2 separate regions of the Homo sapiens genome follow, and region 2 is linked to region 1. The links are chromatin loops, found by intact Hi-C in ENCODE. Cell type or tissue: MCF 10A. All regions are shown on one strand.

The links. Hi-C counts contacts between places; a loop is a spot of excess contacts. Peaks named below come from ENCODE experiments on the same cell type or tissue, not always from the same donor. Only the 100,000 strongest peaks of a DNase experiment are listed, where the experiment ranks them.
Region 2: it touches region 1 in a loop (3-fold over the local background); 3 of 110 quality-filtered maps call a loop at or near these places.

Annotation. Positions count from the first base shown.
Region 1 is chr5:137,215,978-137,223,977 of GRCh38, reverse strand. All of the region lies in intron 3 of SPOCK1 (SPARC (osteonectin), cwcv and kazal like domains proteoglycan 1), which reads left to right. Among named protein-coding and RNA genes, the nearest start is that of SPOCK1, 280 kb to the left of the region's middle. RefSeq lists a silencer at 3,231-3,380. In MCF 10A, a CTCF peak has its summit at 3,346 (motif pointing right); DNase peaks (open chromatin) are centred at 3,327 and 5,307.
Region 2 is chr5:137,307,114-137,315,113 of GRCh38, reverse strand. The region is part of intron 2 of SPOCK1 (SPARC (osteonectin), cwcv and kazal like domains proteoglycan 1); the gene reads left to right. Among named protein-coding and RNA genes, the nearest start is that of SPOCK1, 190 kb to the left of the region's middle. In MCF 10A, no CTCF peak of the experiment used is centred here; a DNase peak (open chromatin) is centred at 4,563.

The DNA.
Region 1 (8,000 bases):
TTCAAGAAATGACTCTTAACCATTCTCTTATTATTTAGTAGGTGCGTGCACTAAGGTGATTCCAACTTTTTCAGATTTAACTTTTTCATAAACTTTATTTTGTACATTATGAACTGATGCCCACAAATGACCCTTTTGTCCACTAGCTTTATATTTTTTTTTCAGATGTTCCTGAGTAGGCAGACATTCTGAACTCTGGCAGGGCATGTCAGCTAACGGTTCATGTTTTTGGCAAGACCATCACCTTTGCTTGTACAACCTTACATGTTTGAGCAATTTTTTGAACATTTAGAACATGTTTTTGCTCATTATTTTATCAACATGTGATAAAATGAGAATAATTTCATCTCATTGTTGAAAATATGTGTTGAAACCTGGGTCTCACAAATGTGGAGATAACATTGGGAGTCATTAAGCAGGCCCCAAATGGTGAATCATTAGTCTCAGATGGATGGTCCCTGGAATTAAGACAGCCAACTACGTAGTCAATTGTGAGGAAAGAGGAAAATAAAGGGCACAAATGAAGTGCTGAAAATGTGTCATCTAAGATGATATTTCAAAAGCTGAGTTATTAGGAATTTCATGCTGTTTTTAATACGTAGAGAACAGACAATCCCCCATAGCTACACCTGTTGTTTCATTGTCATGCTTTTTACTTTTTTTTTTTTTCATGTTATAGCACATTATGTACAGGGCTGCCTTGGATTATAGGGGCTACCCCTTTAATTTGTCATCAAAAGTTCATTTTTCTCATATCATGATTGGGAGAAAAGTGACAAATTAATTGATGGAAATGGTGGTCTGTTCCTGTCTCCATCCTCAGTCTCTTCCTGCCCAGTTGTTATCTCCTTTCCCTGCTTTATTTTTGCCATAGCATGGATACTTGTTTATCATCTGTATGTCACTGGTAGACTATTAGCTCCGTAAGAGTAGGGAGTTTTGCCATTCTAGATCAGCGTGTCTCAACAGTTTTTTTCATTATCACTTCCCTAAGAAGACTTAAATTTTTTTTTCCTAATTGCCTCTCCCCTTTCTGAAATTTAAAGCCACCAATATACTGTGTATCTGTTTAGATGCTATTTGTCTATCTGTGCTTTATATGTAAAAAGAAGTGTAAGATTTTGTTTTCATCCCTCAAAAACCAGTTTTCACTCCCTTGAGGGACAGTGTGGCCCCCTTTGAGAAAGCACATTCCAGACCTAGTGTCAAAAGGAGTACATGGAGCACAGTAGGTGCTCAATTAATTTGTGTTGAATGAATTTGACTTACCTAGGATGTCTGTCTTCATGAAAGTGATTAAACCCACACATAAATGATGTGCTTGCTGTTTTCAAGCACCTGTTTTTAGAATTTCATTGTCTTTTTTTCTTTTTCAGTAGAGGCCAAACAAATGTTGGCTAACCACTTGACAGATATGTGAAGGGGGTCTCCCTCTTATAGTTGTATTAAATCTGTGCTCTTCTTTTAAGAGTCTGATTATCCAGGAGAGGTAATGCTTTAATTGAGGGTCTTATTTAAACCTATAGATAATTATCCCTGATGATCTATGTATACACAGAAAGCAAATGTACAAATTTACTAAATGCTCTTATTAGCTACTGGTGTTAGCCTTTGTTCCCACTTAAGCTCTGATACTGAAACTGAACTGTTTGGTGACAGAGCCCCTGAGAGTATTTTGCTTGGCCTTACCCAAAGAGAGGTTCCCCCCACCTACTCTGAAGTGGGGGCGGGAATCAAATAGAAGCACTTAAACAGATCTTCTTAGTGTACTCTGGATTTGCCCAGGCAGCCTGTGTGTTTTTAGATCCCTTGATACTCTGCAGCTGCTTTGTCCTCTCTCCTGATGGCGTATGTATGTGACATGATAAAAGCCAGAGTTTTGAGTACCTTAAATAAAACAAGAAAACTCGAGGCTTCATGCTGTCCTCTGTGATGGGAATAGTAATAAAAGCATGACAATTGGTGTGTTAAAGAAGCCAGATACCAGGAAGACCTTTTCAGATGGAGTCTGATCAAGGCTTTCTCATCAGACAGAAACAAACCCAGTGCCTGAGCCCTGTGGAGGGTGGGCGCTGCTTCCCTGAGATGCTGTGGGAGGAATAACTGGTTGTGTACATTCCCAGAAGGAGAAGTATTCATTCATCATTTTCATTATTGCCTTGTTTCTCCACAGAAATATTTCAGATGCTAATTTTCTTGGAAGAGAAGATTGACATTCACACTTACTTTTATTTTAACAATTAAAGAAAAATAATGAATATTCATGCCAAGAAAATGAACTTAGTTACAGTCTAAACACATATCATAATGAATGGTTCTGATATTTGGACCCTCATGGCTGTAATAATACAGTTAAGTTCCTAAAATTGGAATCTATTGTCATCTCAGTCATTGACTGAAACTGAAAATATCTCATCGAAGATGTTGTGTAAAGGTCTCGGTTATTAGGAATTTCATGCTGTTTTCGACACCCGGAGATGAGGCAACCACCCTCATAACATATAGATCTGTTGAATTTTTTATTTGCTTTGTTGGGACAGATTCCTTGAAACAAGACCTCTGTGTGTCATATATATTGCCTTGTAATAATTTTCATTTTAGGGGGGTTAGGAGTGCTGTCTCTTCGAGTGCTTTTTTGCAGCTGGATGCACATGGCAGTTTCTGAAATGGGCCTGGACTTTTATAACATGAAGCCATGTGCTTTTCTTAGTAACTATAACTCATTGGTCATTTACCTTAGGATGGACAGACATTTAAAAGATGGAATTTTTGGAAGGTGCCAAAATCAGACATTTAAAATGGAAATTTCCAAGGCAACAGGCTATTTAGAGGAAACTTGTGAATCCTTTTAAAATTGGAATGCCTCCCCCATTTATGTTTCTACATAGATATTTGGGTTTTTATATTCCAGTTTTTCTCAAAGTGAGACACACCTATTTAAGCAGATATATTTCTGCTGGCCACGTTTCTGTGGCTGTTGGCTTACTGTGCTGGAGTGTTAAATGAGTGATTCTAAGAATAATTGCAAAGATGCTTTGAAAACATGGATATAAAGTCACACATCTTAATAAAAGTTGGGGGACTTTTTCACTAGACTTTCTTTAGAATGTTAACATTTTCTGCTCTGGAACCATGTGTGTGCCCGAGAAAGGCTGAGGATTCAGTATGGAGACTAGCAACCTTCACTTATTCACTCACTCACCTACCTATTCGCTGACACAGCCTCTTAGTGACCATTTGCTCAGTGCCTGCTGAGCAGTGATTCCTATCTAAGGTGCTGACGAAACAGATGACTGTGACTCAGTCCTTGTCCTTAGTGTCCTCACTGTTTAGAGAAACCCAACAATTACACTAGAGGGCAGTGGAGTTCATAGTGGTTAGGAGACTAGACTCAGGAGTCAGACCTGGGTGATGTGGGCCAAATTATTACATCCTATGTGATGTGGTTTGTTCCTCTATAAAGTGGGGTAAAATACAAACAACCTCACAGGGCTCTTTGAGGATTAAGTAATCTAAATCCATGTAAAGTACAGTTCCTTGCGTGTGATAATACTTAGAAAATGATGATCCATTCATGGCTTCACAGCCAGGTGCTATAGAGAGTGACTCAAAATGCATCCTGGGGGGCACTGCCAGGCAGGGCGACTCAAGTGAAAGGATTAGTTATGTACATGCCCCCCAAAATGAGAGAAGGTTGTTTTCTTTTTCCACAGATTTAACCAAAATGGTGCTTTTGGAAATGAGGAGTTGTCAATATGGGATGTGGAGGACATGATTTTGAGGTCATTTGATTTTGTTCTGCACTGCTCTGTCTCTGTGCTCCCCATCTTCCTCCCTCTGAAACATGGGTTCTTGTTGCTCTATCTAGAAACACCACCCTCCTGGGTCAGGAGATGCAACTGACCCCCACTAGATGGAGGGCATGGTGTCTAGATACCCTGGGCTATTCTTTCAGAATCTACTTCTGGGGCAGATGGAGTACTGGATGGGTTGCCCAGGGCTTAGAGACTAGATCAAGAGAATCCTGAAGGCCATGGCTCTAGAAAGGTTCACATTTTCTAATTACTTCTTCAGGACCTGCTCACTCTAAGGAGGCAAAGCAGCTCTAAAAGACACCATGGAGGCCCTATAAAATCATCATGTCTCTCCAGGAAAAATAGCCACCTAGGTTATCTTCAGTGAAGTAGACTAGGGGCCCAGCCAGGGCCAAGACCTCAGCTTCCTAAGCACTCAACACAGCCTGGACAGACATATGTTCAGTGAATACTTTGATCATGATGAGCTCTAGAACATTGGGCAAAGGCACTATGCCAGTTATTGTTTCTTCACACATCTGTGTGTTTTCTGGCAATAAGGTATACTTTCTCATGAAATTTGACCTGGAGTTTTGTTTGGTGGTATTTTGAGCTTCTATTCATTTGGAGAAAAAAAGGCATGATTCTTAATTGCTGTAATTTTACCTTCATGAATTCAGAAATGCGAGTCCTGGAATAATGAATCCCCTTTTATAAAGAAACATATTTGCAGCAATGCCAATTCCTGGCTCATTAGGCCCATTCTAGCAGCGGAGATGTCTGGCTTTCCCCAGGGCAGGACCTGCTAAGTGTTGGGATACTCTTACTTTTTCCAATCCCTCTGCCTCCACTGAACTCCACCTCTCACAAGGAAGAGTTAACATTTAATGAAAGGATCTTTTGACACCCACTGCCAGAATCCTGCTTACTTACCACTCTGCAAATAATTTTAAATGAGTGATTTTTGTCATCTTAGCATCATTAATTCAGGTTCACACAAAGAACACAGTGTATTTGTGTAAAAGGCTACTAGACAAATTAAGAGGGTGATGCTAGCATTTCCTGTGTGCAGATTTGGCAGCCGTCATCTATTTGGAGAGATTCCAGGTGAGATCCTAGGGAAGAGAGCTTTGTATAAAACAGGTTTCTTCTCATATGCCTCCTTAAGGTTCCCCCTTGCAGGTCTTACAACAAAGGAGTGCCTTGGTGGGGACCCTGCATTTTGTCTGTCCCACTTCAGCCTGCTTGGAGCCAGCCTGGGCACTGCTTTTTTCCTTGTTGATGATTTTCTTTCATATCACCATGCCGCCTCTGCCCAGGTACCTGGCAGCTAGTTACCTTTGGTGGTATTGTCTGGTATGGTGGTCTGATGAGAAGGAGCTCCTCCTTGGGCAGGTTTGGGACCACCTGTGCTTGTTGTACACCTTAAATGTAGGGGAAGAATCTGACTAGCTACTATAGGACTCAATTCTGGCAGCTTGCTTCTGCTGTGTCTCAGGAATGAGACCAGTGGCTCATTTGTTTGATGTAGCTGAGTCATACAACTTGTCAATTTTCCCAGCAAAGCGTGAATAAAATCTAGTCTTTCCAGAAGGATTAAATAAGTGGCATTGTTGTTCTTTTGCTTAATTCACAAGTTTTCTGGGATTCCAACTTCAAATATTTGTTACCTTGAAAGGAAGTTAATTTCTCAGCTTTACAAATTGTTCATTTCAATCAGAACAAAGCAGGAATGCTGTTTTACAGTTGTCATTAATTGGATAACTTGCAATGTCCAAGAACCATGTGTTAGGGCTGTATTTAGAGCAGTCTCCTCTGGCACCTGATGATGTGGTCATCTTTGGTATACCTTCTATTATTTCTCTCTGGTCAGTTAGAAAAGGCACTGTCCTTTGCATAGGGAGATCTTACCATCAACCCATTAGACCGAAAGTCAAGAGACCAAGATTCTACTTCCAACCCTGTCACTAACAAGCTGTGCTTCCTTAAACAAATTACACCCCTCTGATGGGATTCCATTATCCCAGAGATGAAGATAAAGGATCGAGCTTCATCTTGAACTCTGATTAGTCAGAAATGGATTTGTGGTCACAAGTCAGTGGGGAAGAATTCTGTAATTGATTAGCCATGTCTGCCTTAGGGGAGGAAAGGGTGAGTGTTGGCAATCCTGAGCTGGGTCTTGCCAAATCTCCTTCTCCTTCTCCTTCTAACCATCTATACCTATGTAGAAATATAGATGCGGTAAGGTTGGGTAAGTAAGATAGTGCAGTATAATGGATAGGAGTAGGGTTGGAGCCACACAGCCTGATTTCTATTCCCGCTTGTCACTTATTAACCACGATACCTTGGATACATTACTTAGCTTCTCGGAGCTGTAATTTCCTCATCAGTAAAAGGAGAGTGTTGTAGTCCTTACCACAAAAGATTGCTATGACTGAGTCAGGCGTTTTAAGTACTTTGCATAGTAGATGATCAGTAAAAATGTTATCAAGCTGTTCTTACTAATATAAGAAGTACAGTGAGTACTTACTTCAGTAACAGTGGCTGACTTTGCCAAGCAGTTTTTTATTTCAAACCACAGTGTGATACCGACATTTGGATGTAGATGACAACCTCTAAGCAGCACAGAGGCGTGTTACATCCCATCCCTGAAGAGGAAATCCCATCTTTAGAATCAGAGCATTTGAGCTGGAAGCAATCGCAGAGTCCATGTTTTACAGATGGGAAACGGAGGCTGTGGTGGGGGAGGCTCTAGTCCAGTGTCCCTGGGTGGAGGCAAGGCAAAGTGGGGCCTGTTCTCAGACTCCAGCACATTCTTGAACTCTGTCTCTTTCCCCTTGGCTTAGTGCTGCCCAGCACAGGGGCCTCTGCAAGAAGAGGAGTTAATGCTGGATGAGATGGTGCTCTCTCAGTGCTCCTACAACCACGGGCTCTGGGGAGTGATTTAGATAGAAGCAAAGTGCTGCTTTGTCACTGGGAGCATGTTTATTTATTCATTATGTTTGAAAAGAGACTCCAGTACATGAATGAAATTCTTCAGTCAACTGAGTTTTGTTGTCTTTGTTGGTTTATCTTGATTCCTTGTGGCTTCTCATGGGCCTCCCTGTCTTGTTCTCTGTTCCCAGTGTCAAGTCTGAGCTCTCCACTCCCTTCTCCCAACCTAGGCCTTCAGAAACTTGCCTCCTAACCCACCTCCTGCCTCTGGGCTCCTCTCCTTGTCCTCAAGCCTCCTAATTCCTGCCTTATGCCTATTTTAAAACCTTGCCTTTTGGCCACTTCTTTCCATTGTGATTTCCTACTTATCCTGAAAGTCAGCCAAAAGATCACCTCTTTTATGCCTTTCCGAGTGATGGTTTCACAACACACCCCCGACCCCTGATTCCTCCAGGTAGAGTTGGGTGGTGTTTTAATCTCCCTTGCTCTTATTTCATACTTGCTTATTTTACTAACATATTGCATGAGCCCTTTTTTTTTAGACGAAGTCTTCCTCTATCACCCAGGCTGCAGTGCAGTGGTGTGATCTTGGCTCACTGCAGTCTCTGCCTCCCTGGTTTGAGTGATTCCCCTACCTCAGGCTCCTGAGTATCTGGGACTCCAGGCATGCACCACCACACCTGGCTAATTTTTGTATTTTCAGTAGAGATGGGGTTTTACAACATTGGCCAGGCTGGTCTTGAACTCCTGACCTCAAGTGATCCACCCGCCTTGGCCTCCGAAAGTGCCGGGATTACAGGCATGAGCCACTGCACCCGGCCTTACTGTTATGATCCTTGAAAGAAACATTGCTATATTATACAATTTGTATTTGCTATCACTAGCATAATGGCTGCCCTGGGTGAGTATTTTATAAATGTCTGGATGTTGAACTGAATGAGCCATAACAGCTAATGTTTCTTGCATGCTTTCTTTGTGCCCAAAGCTCTGCAGGGCCATATACAAGCATCTCATTTGATTATCTTGAGACCCCTCCTCAAGACAGCCTTCACCTGCTGAATGTGTCACCCATTCTGTCTGAGTCCCTCCTGTCATTTAGGGTCTACCTCAGTGCCCCCTTTCCCTGCCATGCCATGGATTGCCTGATCATCCTTACTCTCTTCAGAACTCATGTCATAGGGAGCATTACATGATGAGCCATCCTTTCATTGGACATTTGGTATGCCCCCTGGATCATTTGCTTCTGTAAAAGAGGGGCCAGGCTTTGACTTT
Region 2 (8,000 bases), 91 kb before region 1:
TTTCCCTATCAGAGAAGAGTAGGGACCTGTCGGGATTGGCAGGGGTAAGCAGACAGGTGAGGGTTCCTATTTTAGAGAAGCTACAGGATTTGGTGCATACTGAAGCTGACTTTGGTGCATACAGCCACTCTTTCAAATGTTCCTGAAGACAACTCATTTCTGCTGGGTATTGAGACTGAGCTGGTGCATGTAGGTGGACAGACAGTTTTAAACACTACTATCTCAGTAAAGCCAATTAAAGACATGGAACTGGCTGGGGTTGTCCTGAGAGCCTAATTTATGGAGCACCTGCTTGGTGCTGGTGCTGAGCTCAGGATGAGAGGCAGTGGAGGAGTAAAGAGAACATGGAAAACGTGGTCCATGCACTCTAAAACCTTTAAATATGGCAGGATCCCATATGTCCTTTTAAATAGAGCCAGGCAGTAAACCGATAGCTAAGGACTGTAGCTGTGGATAAACAATAGACAGGTGACAAATACTGATACTGGCTACTTTTCATAGAGAACAGAGTGTGTGTTCCTGGCACTCTGCTGGGTGCTTTATAGATGGCATTTCTAATTAATTTTTTGAAAATCCCCAAAGCAGGTTTTATTATCTCTGTTGTACAGGTGAGGAAAATGAGACTCAGAAAGCTTGTCATTGGAAGAACTGGGGTTGCAGTACAGGTTTGTTATGTGCCAAGTCCTGTCTTCCTTCTGTGGAATCATGTGTCACTTCTAAATCAAGCCCACAGAAGCTGGTGGAGATACTAGAGTGCAGAGATGGTAGCGTTTGTGAGGCTGGAGTTTGGAGGCCTTTGAACTGGTATTAGAAAGTAAGAATTGTCCCAGTATCATGTGAGAGAATGATGTTTTCTGGTCCTTATTCACTGATGAGCAGTGATGTGCCTGGTTGCCTTGTTAATTAAAATGAGCCAAGAAAAGGAAATGAGATGGGCACTGCTTGTCCTCAGAGACTGTCAGGCTGGGGAGGGGCTGGGGAGAAATGGAGGGTTAACTGGGATAAAGCCCCTGGGCAGGAAAGCCTAAGGGGTAGAGCTCAGAGCTTGAGGCCAAACTGAATTGAGATGATCTAGAGACAAGGAGCTCTGAGAGGACGATGGGAGGAGAGCTTGGATGTCTGCAGGTGGGTGTGGTGCAGGACCATCTGGGAACACAAAAAGCAGGCTCTAGCCAGAGTCTCCTTATCTCCCTGTTGTGAGCGTATGTCAGTTCTGCTGCTGCTCTCTTCTGTGGGAAGCATTTATAAAGGGGTTCTTCATTTCCCCCAGGATGTGGAGCCTTGCAGTATATGATCAGAAAGAGCTAGGTAGGAAAATGGTTCCTTTTCCTGTCATGCATGAATGCAACCCTTTTGTAAATGCCCTTGGTCCAAGGAGCTCTGGAAGAACTATAGGCAGCAGCTGGGTAGGGTAGGGTGGCCTCCTGGCCAAGCAGTGGGTTGTAGCTTGGATAGACTTGGATGATTGTTTTCCCCAGAGCATCTATATTTGTGCAAAGTAGCAATATGTTCTGGGAGCTTAGAAGAATGGGGTCAGGTTCATTTTAAGAGGAGGTAGGAGGCAGGCTGGAGCCTGTGACTCTCCTATGGATCCCTTCTGAGGCTGCTGGTGTCCTTGTTTTGGGTGGGTGTCACAGGTGCCCGGCCTGTGCCCTGATGATTTCCTGAGACCACCCCTTGCAGCAGGTAAGACACTTTCTGAAGCAAAATGCTGGGCTTTACTTTTCTTCTCTTTAATCTTTTTGTCCTGTCAATGTCTGGCTCTTCTGTGTGCCCATACCTCATCCCTACTTCCAACTAAATGATTGTAGTGTCCTATCAATAAGGCTAATAGAATTAATGAGTATAGCAGGGACTGGCTTATGTGTTGCTCCAAAAGTATAATGCTTTATGTTTATTAAAACACACACATCTCCACTGGGCTTTTAGGAGAGACTCTAACTGTGGGAATTTCAGGCACTTTTGGGAATGGATGGTAGGGACACATTTTGGTCCAGGTAACTTAACCCCACCCTCTGTTACCCCAAGTAGGTGGCATTGTGTTCTCCTGGGTCTAGCCTTTCTTTTACTGTAGGAGCTGCACGGGGAAGACAGCAACCCAGGATACTCCTGGTTGGGATTCATGTTTACCTGCCAGTAGGAAAATGGGCCTGTCCCTGGTTGACTGTGGCCTGATGGTAGCTGTCATCCTTCAGATCTACACAGAAGTGGGCATTCCTCCTCCAGTAGCATTTAGTCTTCAGAGAAGTCCTCCTAACACAAAGGAATCTCCTGCAAGTGGACAATTTACTGGATGGGGATGATGGGAGAGAGATAGAAGTAGGATTTTGGGGCAGAGAGAGCATCTCTTTTCAGAACCTCTATACACAGCCCCTGTGGGTGCTTTCCTGTCCACTGTACCCTATCCACTGTACCCTACTCGCTGTGTGCTTGAAGGATGGGCCTGCTGCTCCTGAAAGAGCACACATTCCAACCTAAACCACCCCAGATTCCTGACAGCTGTGGGCTCCTGCATTGGCACTTCTTGGAATAATATAATTCGTAACCCAGCATCTGAATTTAAATTAAGAGAAAACAACAACAACAAAAAATTTAAAAAAAACAACCAAAATTCTGGTCCTTCCTCACCAGTGTGGTGACAAAGGGTTTTGACTGTTTATGGCATGGTTTTCCTGAAGGCCTCAGCAATTTTTTGCTTTATTCTCCAACCCTCCTGGAGGAGGTCTCTCTCATTTGAGTGCTGTGGGGATGAGATCAAGCAGATCCATGACCCTCTGAGGTCCCAAGACTAGGCCAGACCCTGGAGTCTGGAACCTGTGACATTCCTTCCCTCTCCACCTCTCCTGACAGCAGGCTGCCTGGGACCAGGCATGGTAAGCTCTTTCAGGCCAGCTCTGCTGCTAGGGATTTAAGGGAGTTGAGTTTGAATATTGAGCCATCCCCTAGGGGGTTTCCAGGCATTTATTGAAATGAGATGTGACTAGGATCTCTTTGAAAAAGAAGTACCCGAAAGAATTGGCATATTAATGGAGCTACGTGCCAAGCAATGAAAGTGTCTCCACATTTTCAAATACCTGGGTACCTGATTTTTCTAGTTTGGGGATAGAAATGGAAGACTAACTTTTGTCAGACAGTAAAGCCTAATTAATTCAGGCGAGCTAAGTAAATTAGGGCACAGGCATACACTGCGATGCTAGGCAGCCACTAAAATGATGCTGTAGAATATTTAATGATATGAAGCAAAGTTCATGCTTTATTAAGTGTAAAAAGCAGGTTACAAAAGACTGGGTACAGACTTATCCTATTCTTTCATAATTAAAAAACAGTATACAAAAAGACTGACTAGGCAGACATCAAAATGTTAACAGTGATTCTTCCTGGGAGTTCTGCTTTCAGGTGATTATTTTAAAATTTTTACATATTTATATATTTTTCAGAGTATACATGATATTTATCAAAAGGAGAAAAGTCAATAAAAGTGTACACATGTGCTTATGTGTGTGTAAAGATTAGACTGAAGGAAAAGAGCGGAGTAGATAGTTTGAAATTATTTAAAATTATGTTGGACACATTACTTATGCTTGCAGATGAAGAAACTGAGGTTTAACAGAGTGGGAATATCCTTATCTGTTATATATGCTTGTTGTAATTATTTATGGAAGAAGAACATTTGTAAGGTATCCAAGACAGTGGTATGTTTTAATACTCCCCAGGTGGTTTTAATATGCGGTCCAGATTGAAAACCAAACATTAGCATGGTGGCTCAGGAACAGACAGAAATTTGCAGTCACCCTCCTTCCCACCCCTCAACAAGAGAATGTAGGGAGGTGCTTAGCACATAGTAGGTATCCAGAAGATTCATCTTTTTTTTTCTGGGATCAGTGCTTTTGTTCTGGTTAAAATTAAACCATGACATTCTGAAGCCAATGGGGAAAAGAGATGACTTTGAATTTATCCCTTTTGGATTATCTCTGTTTGTTAAACCAACACTCAGAGGCTCTACCTTGTGGCCTGAGATCCTAGTACCCATTTGGAAATGTGCTTTTTAAGAGGAAAACACATAGATTTTCAGACTGGCCTTCCGGAGGTTTGCTCTTGAATGAGAGAAGGGTTCCCCAAGGCCTGTTCCCTCACAGAGGGTGCCTGTGTTAGGGAATTGAGCAGTCCTTCTGTTCCTTTGTCATGAGGGTCAAATTGATTTTAAAGCTGTGTGTTACCTGCATCTGGGGGAGGTAGCTTTTTCTTCTGTTCAGCATCATAGTTTCTCATTTCCTGGGTGGCTTTTGCAGTTTTACATGGATGTTATTCAGTAGAAAATAGCCAGTAAGTGTTCTCCAAATTATTAATTCATTAATAAACCCATTAAACCCTTGCAGCTTTGCAGCAATTAATGATGAGGTCCATCCTCCATTGGAACTGTCATTTTCAGATGCAGATTCCCACTTTGTTTGAGTGGAACAGGGCAGATATAGGAAAAATGCCAAAGAGTTGTTGGATGACAGGGCTGGAGATTTTTGTGCAAATTCTCCTTTCGTCACAGAAAGCAAGTTCCACAGAGGCCAGCTCATCAAGTATATGTTGCTGTTTTGATGATTAATGATTCTGGCATGTTGATCCACCCTACTTTCTTCAAAACAATTATTTCAACTGTAGTCTCCTCTGGGGAATGGCTTCTTATAGCTAATAACTCAGTAGACGATATAAAATTCTTAAATGAGGATGACACTAGCATGGTTCCACCTGGATGCCATTATGCTGTGGTGTTTATAATTACAGCGAGGTCTGCTTACTTTTTTCCTGAGCTCAGAAAAGCTTGGTGCCATTCATTTAAATGGGAGAGACAGGAACTTCTATTTATAGAGACTGCCCATGCTGGGAGCTGTGTTAAGCACTTTGCGCCTACGTTTTCTCATTTAATCCTTTTAAGACTCCTTTTGAAGAAGGTAATGTCTTTTCCATTCTACAGAACTGGCTCAGAGAGGTTCAGTAACTTGGCTGAGACACACAGCTAGTGAGTGGTGCCACCTGAATTGGAAGAATCACAGGATCCTGGCTTGAAAGTCTATGCTCTCTTTAGGCTTTTGTGCCTCTGGGGTTATTGTACAAAGAGGCAAGCAATTTTGAGTGAAGGTTCCTCGGTAACTAGATTAATGATGTATATGTGGAAAAAGAGACATTAAGTAACAACTATTTATAGAATGCCTATGACATGTGATATGTCAGACCCTCTTGGAAAAGTAGAAACTATAAATTGAATGGGGGGTACTCACTGTTTGAGCACCTCCTACTTGGGAGGCATGATACTAGATGCTTCACATGCATTTTCTTATTTAATCCTCAGGATCATTCTATGTGATAAGTCTCTGTAGCCTTAACTTAGAGCTCAGCGAAGATAAGTAATCTGCACACATAGAAACACAGATTTTAAGTGGCAGGACCAGGATTTGGGCTCATTTTTGAGTTTGTTATTAACAGATAATTACAGTGAGTGAGAATCAGGTTATAGCGCACTCAACCCATGACAGAGGATCAATGTACTCATCAGACACATAGGATGTGTTTAGTGCATGTCCCAAGAGGAAAGGAGCAGGCACTGGGTGGAGAATAACAATGCCTGGCTGAGAAAGTGGGCAAGGCTTCAGGAGGAGGGGAGGTTTGGTTTGGTTCCTAGGGAGCTGGAGTGGGCTCCTGAAACAGGTGGTGAGGACAAAGGCCTGGAGACCAGGCTGGGGCGGCCAAGAGGAGCCCACAGAGGAGGTGCCTGGCACCTGGGACCCTGAGCAGGAATTCCAGGAACTCTTTGCCCTTCTCCTTATCCATACAGTTTTCTTATGGGCTCTCTGCTGCCCCTCTCCTTGTGCCAGGAACCAGTTTGGAAAGCTGTTCCCCTTGGGAGTCTCTCAGTGTTACAGAGGAGAAAGAAAGATGGCAATGATGTATGCATCCTTCACTTCACACTGAAGATCTATCTACTTTTAGATGACTTTTTCCCCAAAATGCAATGGGAAATTTTTTTTTGTTCTGATATTAAAGCAATTCCTACTCATTACAGAATAATCAAATTCTTTAGAAAAGCACAAAGAAGGGGGAAAAAATCCAGCATCTCACCACCTGGAGATAACCACAGTCAAAATGTTATGTATATTTCTCCAGTCATTTTTTTTAAGTGTGTAAATGTGCATACTTCTCAACGTCTGCTCTCTGGGTATAACACTGTTTCACTGTCTTCTGGTTCTCTTCACCATAACCCTCAGTCATCTTTATACATCAGTATGTTTAGATATGTATCATTGTTTCTAATGGCTGCTGAGTACTCCATAGGATGGTTGTATAAAAATTCTTCTTTAGATGGTGTATCTGTCAGGGTCCAATCAGGAAAACAGACCCATAATAGGTGTTTTAAATGGAAAATATTTTATACAGGGAATTGGTTACACAGGAGATGAAAGAGCTGAGAGGAGCAAGAAATTGCTACCACCCCTGGGCTAGGGGTCACACGGGAGGAGGCAGTGATGATACCAGAGGCCAGGAGCCAGGGCCTTCTGGTAGGAGCTGGAACCGCAGATATGCTGTCCTTTGGAACCGGGGCCCTGGAAGAGATGCATGGCACTGCTCTCTCACTGCTGAGGTGCCCCTCAAAGCAGGGGAAGCTGGGGAGAAATGCCCTGGCTTCTGGTTTTCTACCTTCCAACATTCCATCTGGGCCTCCCACTGGACAAAGCTGCCTTGCTGCAGCCAGAGGTCAAAGGAGAATGAGAAATGCTTTTCTCTCTGATACAGAGCAGAGCAGAGGAGAGGCAGAGCCAGGAATTGTTCTGAGATCAAATAGGCAGATGACTGGTAAGGATGAGAATCAGTCAACTTAGTCCAAAGGCTTTGTGTGTCTGAAAAATCTTGGTAGAATTAATGAGATGATATCTTTTTAGTACTTTTGCATGCCCTGCACTGGCTGAAGTCCAGTTGGGAATACAAAGAACTATAGGACATTGCTCCTGCTCTGTAGTAAAGTTCAATAGGGGAGATAATAGGAAGGCTAACAGCACCTGCTGTTTGTTGAGCATTTACTAACTGCCAGGCACTGTGCTCAGCCCTTTGTGTATATCATCATTTTAATCTTCATGGCTCATGGCATCACATTCATTTCTTTTGGACATTTACCTTGTTTTGTCATTATGGAAATGCATACCTGGTTTAGTGCAGGATGTGTTCCTGGAAATGAAAGTGCTCACTGAGTCAGCACTATGCAAGGTCATGACACTTGAGCCCCTGCAGCACAGCGTTCTAGTCTTCAGATGTTGGCAGTCACCCTTCCAGGCAAAGTCCTCAAGGCCATGTCAGGCATCCATCTTTGCCTATTATACTCTCAATTTCTGACAACTGCAGGGCAGTCCATCCAGGCTGCAGCAGTTTTTATGATGTGCTCTCTAAGTCACCGAAGTGGTCACCAATGACTAAAAGCCTGCTGGCCTTTGCTCTGTGTTCTGTAGGTTTTTATCTGGGAAATTGGCATTTTAGCATCATGTGCCAGATTCTTCCTTTGCTAGACAACTTTTGCAAACCATTATGAGTGTTACCCACAATGGGTAAAAACCATGGACCAGAACACAAAAAAAATGGTGAGAAGAGAAGCTTCAGCATAGTGCAGCAGAATTGAATTGGCTCATGATGGTGTGGCAGAACATGTTGGCTGAGAGCTTTAGCTGTATGGTGGGGCCGTGTTTTTTCTCCCTGGCTGAGAGCATAAACAGTTCTTGGAGAAAAGTAGGTAAATCAAAACTGTGCCATTGTGGCTTATGGGTATGTATGTTTGGTAGTTAGAAATGATTTTGGAGACGGCAGTTAAGTGGCTGGGCTCTTCCATCAGCAAAGGCCTGCCTCCAGCTTTGTCCTGTGAGAATAAGGATCATGTCTTGCTTTTGTACATAATTGTATCTTTATCTCCTAGTGTGTGGAAACTTAACAAATATTTACTGGGCGTTGGATATGTACACTACCATATA